Linked DNA regions of Homo sapiens: region 1 is linked to region 2. Evidence: read pairs that join two places in POLR2A ChIA-PET (ENCODE). Cell type or tissue: B cell. All regions are shown on one strand. Links, peaks and the distances in the headings refer to the core of each region. The heading gives the core; the rest is flanking DNA. Region 1 has its middle 18 kb from the start of LINC01772. Region 2 overlaps SPATA21 (spermatogenesis associated 21).

Region 1 (5,235 bases), core at 236-5,235, 70 kb after region 2:
GCCCGCAGGTGCACAGCGTACCTGGGTGACAAGGCGGTTCAGATCCAACTTGTCCTGAGCAAGGCTCTCGTTGAGGGCGCTCAGCTTGGACAGGGAGTCCTGCAGGGAGGCCTCCTCTGCCCTCAGCCTGGAGGGCAGGGCCAGAGTTCAGAGGATCCCCTGAGTAAGGTCTAGGGATAGCACTGCTCAGAGCCCAGGCTGCAGCGGACAGCGCAGGCCCCCCCGCCAAGGACCCTCTGCGCTGTGGCCACAACTCTCAGACCCCAGGAGCTGAATCTCAGGATGACCCTGAGCTATAGGCACTGCCCCCAGGAGCATCCAGAACAGCAGGGATACGGCCATAAAGAGAGGTCAGTCCACTTATGGCTGGGACCAGAGGTCCAGAGGTCTGTGGTCTGTGACAAAGATCAGCCTGTATCCAGAAGGAAGGGGTCAGTCTGTGACCAGGCTCAGAGGTCTGCCTGACACTGGGACCAGTTTGTGCCAGAGTGAGAAGGCTTGGGGCTGGGGGTCAGATGTAGGTTTGTGGTTGTGCAGCCAACAGGGACCCACCTTGGTCAGCGCCTCGGCCACCTCGGCCTTCTCGGCCTGCAGCATGTCCCGTTGCAGTGTGGCGCGGCTCAGCGCCTCCCTCACCTCCACCAGCTCCTTGGCCAGGACTGAGCGCTTCCCTTCCAGCTGCTCCAGTTGTCTATGGCTGCAGGACAGAGGGCAGGTGGGTGGCCCATGTCACTTTCCTGCCCCGAATCTCCCACAGCCAGCGAGATGCTTGGCTGTGGACCAGGCCTGAGGCAGGAGTTTGGAGAGAAACAGCCTGAGCCACAGGGCAACCAAGCCCACTACTGCTTAGCTCCATGACCCTGGGCCTCCGTTTCCACATCTGCAAAATGAGGTAACACCTACCTTGTCACATAGTTTCTTTGTTTTCTTTGAGACAGAGTCTCGCTCTGTCGCTCAGGCTGGAGTACAGTGGTGAGATCTCAGCTCACTGCAACCTCCGCCTCCTGGGTTCAAGCCATTCTCCTGCCTCAGTCTCCCGAGTAGCTGGGATTACAGGCATGCACCACCACGCCTGGCTAATTTTTGTAGTTTTAGTACAGACAGGGTTTCCCCATGTTGACCAGGCTGGTCTCGAACTCCTGACCTCAGGCGATTCGCCTGCCTCGGCCTCCCAAAGTGCTGGGATTACAGGCGTGAGCCACCGTGCCCAGCCTGTTTTAAGGCTACAAACTTCACATGTGCTTAAAATAGTGCCTGACACATCTCCCCAAGGACCTTCAGAAACAAGAATAACATGCTCCACCACAGTCTACTAAACATCATCAGCGATCACGTCCCTGAGAGGTAAGCAGCGCAGTGGTGAAGAGGTTAACTCTAAAGGCAGAATGTCTGGGTTCAAATCCTGGCTCTTCTAACTAGCTGTGTGACCTGGGGCAAGTGACATGGCTTCTCTGTGCCTCAGTTTACCGTCCATAAAATGAAGATAACAGCTTCTATGTCACAGTTATCATAGGTTAAATGAGAGAACTGAATTGCTTAAAATGGTATCTGGCACTTAGTGAAATCAGTAAGGATATTATTATGATCATAACTTAATTTAAAAAATACTATCGTTAATATTACTACTGTTATTTTAATTATTCTTGTTATTATCATCCAAGTTCTACCTTTTAACTAGTTCTCTGACCCCAGGTAAGTGAGTACACCTCCCTGAGCCCCAATTTCCTGCAATGGGTCTGGTTAGAAAACCCGACATCAGAGGGGTCCAGATGGTAGGAGGCCCAGGACCCAGTGGGTGCTCCCTAACCCCCGGGGCACTGTCAGGGGACCTGAGGCACATTTGAAGGGCCCTGGCAGGGTGGCGAGATGCTGTTCACCTGTGCTCAAGCTCCCGGCGCACCCGCACACCATCCTGCACTGCGTCCTCCTGCTCTTCCCCCAGCCAGTACCGCTGGCGCCGCAGCTCCTCCTGGGCAGCCTGCAGCTTCTTCCGCTCCTGCCGCAGCTCCTTGGCCTGCTGCTGGGCCACCTGCAGGCTGTGGGCCAGGTTGCTCTTCTCCCTTCAGGACAAGCAGAGGGGATGCTGGGGCTGCTCTCTGCAGGGAAGGTGGCTGGCTGCTCCTCTAGCCATGAGCTATAATCTCCCGTTTTCCAAGGAACCTGCCTCCAGGAAGCCTTCCCTGACCCTGCCCGTAGCTGACTCATTTCACTCACATCCTCCAGCAGAAGAACCTGGCTTTCCTTCTCCCCAACCCATCCACTTGGAGTGGATGGAGGTGCTGGCTTTATCTCCAAGCACCCTACCAGGTAGAAGAGGCCAGGTTAGGCTCCTGGGATACATGGGCAATTGTGCCACCAACCCTGCTAGGCCACGTGACCAGGAAATGTCCCCTATAACAACCCATGCCCCTCAATTCTGGGAAGCCTGATAGAGCTGAGTCTGCAGATCCCATGGCTTCCTGCTACACAGTCACATGGTGGCCACGGCAGGGGAGGGAGGAGAAGGGAACAACTGGGACCCCAAAGACTTGCCGTGAGCTGCCACGTTCCCCACTGGCGGTAGGTGCGAAAAACTTTCCCGATGTGATTTTCTTTTTTTTTTTTTGAGACGGAGTCTTGCTCTGTCACCCAGGCGTGATCTCGGCTTACTGCATGCTCTGCCTCCCAGGTTCATGCCATTCTCCTGCCTCAGCCTCCTGAGTAGCTGGGACTATAGGCGCCTGCCACCACACCCGGCTAATTTTTTGTATTATTAGTAGAGACGGGTTTTCACCATGTTAGCCGGATGGTCTTGATCTCCTGACCTCGTGATCTGCCCGCCTCGGCCTCCCAAAGTGCTGGGATTACAGGTGTGAGCCACCACGTCCAGCAATTTTTTTTTTTTTTTTTTTTTTTAGACAGAGTCTCACTTTGTCACCCAGGCTGGAGTGCAGTGACACAATCTCAGCTTGCTGCAACCTCCACTTCCAGAGTTCAAGCAATTCTCCTGCCTCAGCCTCCTGAGTAGCTGGGATTACAGGCACCTATCACCACGCCCAGCTAATTTTTGCATTTTTAGTTAGAAGTGGGGTTTCACCATATTGGCCAGGCTGGTCTCAAACTCCTGACCTCAAGTGATCTGCCCGCCTCGGTATCCCAAAATACTAATTTTGGGCTAAAATTGGGCTAAAAGGGCACACCCAGCCCTAATTTTTTTATTTTTATTTTTTTATTTTGTACTTTTATTTATTTATTTTTTTGACACTCTTGTTGCCCAGGCTGGAGTGCAATAGTGTGATCTCGGTTCACCGCAAACTCTGCCTCCCATGTTCAAGCGATTCTCCTGCCTCAGCCTCCCAAGTAGCTGGGATTACAAGCATGCACCACCACGGACAGCCAATTTTGTATTTTTAGTAGAGACAGGGTTTCTCCATGTTGGTCAGGCTGGTCTCAAACTCCTGAACTCAGGTGGTCCTCCCGCCTCGGCCTCCCAAAGTGCTGGGATTACAGGCGTGAGCCACTATGCCGGGCCAATTTTTAAAATTTTTAGTACAGATGGGGTTTTGCCATGTTGGCCAGGCTGGGCTCAAACTCTTGACCTCAAGTGATCCACCCGCCTTAGTCTCCCAAAGTGCTGGGATTACAGGCGTGAGCCACTGTGCCCAGTTGACAACGTGCTGTTCAGTAAAACACACTCAGCCTGAATTTTCACTTTTTAAAATTTTTAATTAAATTTTAATAGAGCCAGACACAGTGGCTTATGCCTGTAATCCCAGCAATTTGGGAGGCTGAGGTGGGAGGAGTGTTTGAAGCTAGGAGTTCAAGACCAGCGTGGGCAACATAGTGAGACCCCCATCTCCACATTTCACAGAATGCAAAATGGGATGTTTGCTGTGAACACAACTACTTAAAAAGACCTTCTCCTTTCCAGGCATGGAAAGCCTGGGTTTACTCTCCCATGGACCTGAATTCCAATTCCCACCCTGCCACCCCAGCCACACATGCTGTATGAGTCTGAGCGAGCCTCTCAAGCTTACAACAAAAGAGTTCTGAATTGCATAAGTTTGACAGGAAGACTAAATCACAGAGTATGTATAAAACACTCAGCCAAGAGCCTGGCACACAGTAGGTGTGAAGGAAACGTTTGCTATCTCACTGCCAGGCAACACAGTGGGAAGGAAAACCAGTGCCCTACATGAGTTAGGATGGGCAGATGAGGCTGTGAGAAGGCGAGGTCTTTTTATTTCTATTATTTTTCAAACTTTTCATTAGATGGTTACATTTATGAAGAGAAAAACCAAACAACAAAATATCAAAAACAACCTGGCAGCTAAGTGGATAATTTCTTGTCTTAAAAATCTTCAAGGTGCAAAGAACGGTGGCTCATGCCTGTAATGTAGCACTTTGGGAGGCCGAGGTGGGCGAATCACCTGAGGTCAGGAGTTCGACACCAGCCTAGCCAACATGGTGGAACCCCATCTCTACTAAAAATATAAAAATTAGCCAGGCATGCTGGCAGGCATCTGTAATCCCAGCTACCAGGGAGGCTGAGGCAATTGCTTGAACCTGGGAGGCGGAGGTTGCAGTAAGCCAAGATCGTGTCATGGGCAACAAGACTGCGGAAAAAAAAAAAAAGTGGATAATTTCTTGTCTTAAAAATCTTCAAGGTGCCGGGTGTGATGGCTCACACCTATAATCCCAGTACTTTGGGAAGCCAAGATGGGTGATCATTTGAGCTCAGGAGTTAGAGATCAGCCTGGGTAACATGGCAAAACCCCATCTCTACAAAAAACAGAAAAATTAGGCAGGCGTGGTGGTGTGTGCCTGTAGTCCCAGCTACTCAGGAGGCTGAGGTGGGAGGATCACTTAAGCCTAGGAGGTGGAGGTTGCAGTGAACTGAGATCGCACCACTGTACTCCAGCCTGGGTGACAGAACGAGACCCTGTCTCAAATTAAAAGAAAAAAACAATCTTCAAGGCTAGGCATGGTGGCTTATGCCTGTAATCTCAGCATTTTGGGAGGCCGAGGCAGGGGAATCGCTTGAGGCCAGGAGTTTGAGACCATCCTGAGCAACACAGCAAGACCCCATCTCTGAAAACAAACAAACAAACAAAAAACTCCAAGAAATACGGTCCAGAATAGCGCTGTCAATAGAACTCTCTGAGATGACAGAAACATTCTATGGCCATGTGTGGTTGATGAGTGCTTGAAATGTGCCTAGGGCAACTAAAGAACTGAATTTTCTTTTTCTTTTTT
Region 2 (5,481 bases), core at 161-5,160:
GCTGCGCCCGGCCTGGCTCTGCCATTTAATGAGCCGGATTGCTCTTATGTTGAAGCCCTAACTCCAGTACTTCCAAATGTGCCTGTGTTTGAAGATAGGGCCTTTAAAGAGGTGAGAAAGTTAAAAAGAGGCCTTTAGGGTGGGCCCTAATCCAATCCAACTGGAGTCCTCATACAAAAAGAAAATTTGGGCTAGGTGCGATGGCTTACACCATCTACCCAGCACTTTGGGAAGCTGAGGCAGTAGAATCACTTGAGTCTGGGAGTCCGAGAACAGCCTGGGCAACATAAGAGACTCCATCTCTACAAAAAATTTTAGAAATTAGCCAGCCACAGTGGCACATGCCTGTAGTCCCAGCTACTCAGGAGGCTGAGGTGGAAGGATTACTTGATCCCCGAAGGTGGAGGCTGCAGTGAGGTAGGATCATATGACTGCATTCCAGCCTGGGTGACAGAACAAGGCCCTGTCTCAAATAAATAAATAAATAATAAACGCAAATTTGGACACACACAGAGATACCAGGGTTGCCCATTCACAGATGAAAGACCATATGAGGACAGTGAGAAGACAGCTGTCTGCAGGCCAAGCAGGGAGGCCACAGAAGAAAGCAACCTGCCGACCCCCTGATCTTGGACTTCCAGCCTGTGACAAAAGAAATGTCTGCTGTTTCAACCATCCAGTCTGTGGTCCTTTGTTAAGGCAGCCCGTGCTGACTGGGACGGTGGGCATGGGCAGGCTGCTGCATTCATGTGAGCCTCTATATCCATATCTGTACGATGGCCATGACAACAGGGCACCCTCTTGGAAGTATTCTATGAACTCAGTGCTGGCACACAATAGCCTCTGTTAGCCTGGAAGTCTCTGACAAACAGCGCTGAATGGTAGGGAAGAGGTGGGGCTAGGATTGGTGTTGGGGCACGTGGTGACCTGTCGTGCGCAGGCACACCACAGAAGGAAAAACCAGAGCAACTCTCAGAAGCAGGTGTGATCGCTCAGAATGCCTGGTGGTTTGAGCCACTGGAGCAGGGCAGTCGGCCCTTCAATTACCAGACAGGGATTGGGAGCTGTGGGACCTTGAGTCTCTGAGTCAAAGTGGCATGTTGTTCATGAACTGCTCAAGGAGGTGGGGCAGGGAGAGCTGCACTTAGGAAGGTGGCTAGGGAGTTGTATATCATTATTATTATTACTATTACTATTATTATTTTTGAGACGGAGTCTCTCTCTGTCACCCAGGCTGGAGTGCAGTAGCGCGATCTTGGCTCACTGCAACCTCCACTTCCCAGGTTCAAGCGATTCTTGTGCCTCAGCCCCCTGAGTAGCTGGGATTTCAGGTGCCCACCACCACACCGGGCTAATTTTTGTATTTTTAGTAGAGACAGGGTTTCACCATGTTGGTCAGGCTGGTCTCGAACTCCTGACCTCGTGATCCACCCGCCTAAGCCTCCCAAAGTGCTGGGATTACAGGTGTGAACCACTGCTCCCGGTTGGAGTTGTATATTATTTTATTTTTAAGAGACAGGGTCTTGCTCTGTCGCCCAGGCTGGAGTGTAGTGGCATAATTGTAGCCCACCATAACCTCGAACTCCTGAGCTCAAGTGATCCTCCCACCTCAGCCTCCTGGGTAGCTGGGACTACAGGCTTATGCTACCATGTCCGGCTAATTTTTAAAGTTTTTGTAGATGTGGGGGTCTTACTATGTTGCTTAGGCTAGTCTTGAACTCCTGGCCTCAAGCGATCCTCCTGCCTCAGGCTCCCAAAGTGCTGGGATTATAGGCATGAGCCACTGTGCCCAGCCCTGGTAGAGGGTTTTAATACTAGAAGGGGTGAACTTCAAGGATGGGGTCACAGGGAGCTAGTGAGAGCATCCAGCGAAGACAGAGGAAGGGGCCGCTGTGGCCAAGAGGGTTGCAGGCTTTGGAGAGGAGTAGGGGATGGAAGGAGGATGTACATCCATTCTTCTAGGGCCAGGGTGATGGGGGAGTGGGGTCACAGGGCCCCTTCCTGAGGACAATAGAGAGCAGGGTAGGTGTTCAGAACTTTTTAACTTTTTGGTGCAGGTGAGATGCAGTGGGAATGGGGTACATGTTTAGGCTGGTGGCCTTGTTTAATGGTGAGGGACCATCTAGGATGGGCAGGGTTCCTGGGGCCCTGTCTCCCATCCAGGGTGCTCTGAAGAGGACCAATAGAGCAGGCTTGGGTTAAGGGAAGAAGAAACTATTCCAAAACCTAAAGCACTGTGCAGGGCATCTGTCATTCTCTCAGAGAGGCAGCTCTGGCACAGGGAGAGCGCTGGACTTCGAGTCAGAAGACCTAGCACGAGGCTGGGCGCGGTGGCTCACGCCTGTAATTCCAGACTTTGGGAGGCTGAGGTGGGTGGATCACTTGAGTTCAGGAGTTCGAGACCAGCCTGGCCAACATGGTGAAACTGTCTCTACTAAAAATACAAAAATTAGCCGGGCGTGGTGTCACACATCTGTAATCTTAGCTATTCAGGAGGTTGAGGTAGGAGAATCGCTTGAACCCTGGAGGCAGATGTTGCAGTGAGCTGAGATCGCACCACTGCACTCCAGCCTGGGTGACAGAGCGAGACTCTGTCTCAAAAAAAAAAAAAAAAAAAAGACCCAGCATGAGTTCTGGCCCCCCCAACCCAGCAGCTTTGTGAGCTGGAGCCAATCCCCTACCCTGCCCTGCCCCATAGGCCAAGTGCAGAAAACCCCTGCTGGGTCTGCTACACATGGCGGCAGCCATGTGATCTGGAAAGCACCCCAGTCCGCCCTGCGCCTATAAACCCCCAAGGACCAAGGGTCCTGCCTGTGCTGGGACCTCCCTGACCTCCCTGCCCTCACCTTCCTCTTGCTTCAGGGTCAGTTGCTCCTCGGACTTCTCCCGGTTTTGATAAAGCTTTTGGAGGCTCTGCTCTTCCGGCTCCTGCCTGCAGAGGACAGAACCCCGACCCAGGGCAACATCCGGCCGCCCACCCTGCTGATAGCTAGGGGAGGGGTTGGGGGAGCCTGCAGGAGGAGGTCGTGGGGGAGGCTTTGGGGAGCCCGGAGAGATCAAGAATGGCAGGAAAAAGGAGATCCAGAGGAGAAGTGGGACAGAGGAGAGGGGACTAGAGGGAGACCCCTTCGGGGGAGTTAGAAAAGGGGTCAGAAGTGGGAGAGGAGGCAGAGACATGGGAGATGCGGAGAGGAGACACATGAGGAGAAATGGAGAGAGGGGGACACACGAGGGAACAGGCAGGTGCAGGGACAGGGACCTGCATCCGGGACAAGGCTCTGATCTTGGGGCCTTTCAGGAGCGGGCGGGTGAGCAGCGGGGGCTCCTACCGCGCCTTGGCGTAGCTCAGGGTTCTCTCGCTGCTCTGGTGCAAGAGTTCCATCCTTCTCCAGCCCAGGTCCAGGGCAGGGCCCAGCAGGACAGGGCAAGGCATGGAGGTGGGGACCGGGGCTCCCATGGGGGCAGGTTCTGGCCCAGGAGCTGGCAGCCGGGCCCACGATGGGCCGCTGGCAGGGACCGAGGCAGGGGTCTGAGGCAGGCTTGGAGCTGAGGTGGGCACCGGGGTCAGGGTCCTGGGCGACTTCTGGGCTGTCTGGGACCGGGCCTTCGAGGCTCTCCGATGGGAGGCCTCCATTTTCTCCACCTCCAGCAAGCACTTCATGAAGCCCTGCCGGAAGTTCCCGAGGCTCTGTGTCCCTGCAGCCACCGCGGGCTTCTGAGGCTGCTGCTGCGCACGGTCTGGCTCCCGCCTCTCTCCAATGTCCCTCACCTCCTGGGGACAGGGGAGGGGATCCAGGAGGCCTCTAGTGGGCCAGAGTGTCCCACAAATCTCCTCCCTGCCATCCCCTCTCCAGAGATCCTCAGACTGCCCCTTACTCTCTGAGCCTTTGGAGGATGTACCCCAAATCTCACATGCACCCCACTGTGCTCCTGCCCCACGTCCTCCCCAACACTTGACTTGCCACATCCAAGTGAGCTGTATTTTCTTTTTTGAGACAGGGTTTTACTCTGTCACTCAGGCTGGAGTGCAGTGGTGTGATCTCAGCTCATTGCAGCCTTGACCTTCCAGGCTCGAGTGATCCTCCCACCTCAGCCTCCAGAGAAGCTGGGACTACAGCCGCGCACTACAACGCCCAGCTAATCTTTTTTTTTTTTTTGAGACGAAGCCTTGCTCTGTTGCCCAGGCTGGAGTGCAGTGGTGTGATCTTGGCTCACAGCAACCTCCACCTCCCAGGTTCAAGCGATTCTCCTGTCTCAGCCTCCTAAGTGGCTGGGACTGCAGGTGTGCACCACCATGCCCAGCTAATTTTTATATTTTTAGCAGAGATGGGGTTTTGCCACGTTGGCCAGGCTGGTCTCCAACTCCTGACCTCACATGATTTGCCTGCCTCAGCCTCCCAAAGTGCTGGGATTACAGGCATGAGCCACTGCGCCCGGCCTAATCTTTGTATTTTTTGTAGAGACAGGGTTTCACCATGTTGCCCAGGCTGGTCTGGAACTCCTGACCTCAAGTGATCCTCCGCCTTGGCCTCCCAAAGTGCTGGGATGACAAGCGTGTTCCACCGCGCCCGGCTGAGCCATGGTCTTGAGTGAGTTACTCCTGGTCCCACCACTTGGCTTTGTTCATGCCTGTTGTCTGCCCTCCTGACCAGAAGGTAAGCATTATGAGGGCAGGATCTTGGCTGCCTCTTTTATTCCTGTACACCCACTTCTCATTCACTCAGCAACCCCAGTCTCTCTTGCACCTGTTCCCTCCCCTCAGAGGGACTGGCTATCCCCATTCTGCCTCTTGCCAGGCCAGGCTTTTCTCCCAATCAAAGACACTGTGCTTACCACACACTCTCTCTTCCTAAGTTATCAACTTCGCTTTCCCCACCAGATTACTCCTATCAGCATGTAAATATATTATCATCTTCCCTCTTTTATTTTGAAAGAAATAGGGTCTCGTTTTGTTGCCCAGGCTGGAAGGCAGTGACACGATCTCAGCTCACTGCCACCTTGAATTCCTGGGCTCAAGAGATAATCCCACCTCAGCCTCCCAAGTAGCTGGGACTACAGGTGCTCACCACCAGGCCTGGCTAATATTTTAATTTTTTGTAGAGACAGGGTCTTGTCTTGCCCAGGCTGGTCTCAAAACCCTTGGCCCAAATGATCCTCCTACCTCAGCCTCCCAAAGTGCTGGGATTGCAGATGTGTGCCACCAAAACCGCTAATCTTCCTTCTTTAAGAACAAAACAGGCCAGGCAAGGTGGCTCACGCCTGTAATCCCAGCACTTTGGGAGGGCGAGGCAGGCGGATCACAAGGTCAGGAGATCGAGACCATCTTGACTAACATAGTGAAACCCCGTCTCTACTAAAAATACAAAAAATTCGCCGGGTGTGGTGGCAGGTGCCTGTAGTTCCAGCTACTAAGGAGGCTGAGGCAGGAGAATGGCATGAACCCAGGAGGCAGAGGTTGCAGTGAGCCGAGACCGCGCCATT

The links. Peaks named below come from ENCODE experiments on the same cell type or tissue, not always from the same donor. Only the 100,000 strongest peaks of a DNase experiment are listed, where the experiment ranks them.
Region 1: POLR2A ChIA-PET joins it to region 2 with 7 read pairs; 4 of 35 experiments call an interaction of 5 or more read pairs at or near these places.

Annotation. Positions count from the first base shown.
Region 1 is chr1:16,476,378-16,481,612 of GRCh38, forward strand. It overlaps the pseudogene CROCCP3. Among named protein-coding and RNA genes, the nearest start is that of LINC01772, 18 kb to the left of the region's middle. In B cell, for the core only: no CTCF peak of the experiment used is centred there; no DNase peak of the experiment used is centred there.
Region 2 is chr1:16,406,272-16,411,752 of GRCh38, forward strand. SPATA21 (spermatogenesis associated 21) reads right to left here. Exons shown (of 13, transcript NM_198546.1): 6 at 3,330-3,772; 7 at 2,847-2,932. Among named protein-coding and RNA genes, the nearest start is that of SPATA21, 28 kb to the right of the region's middle. In B cell, for the core only: no CTCF peak of the experiment used is centred there; a DNase peak (open chromatin) is centred at 2,730.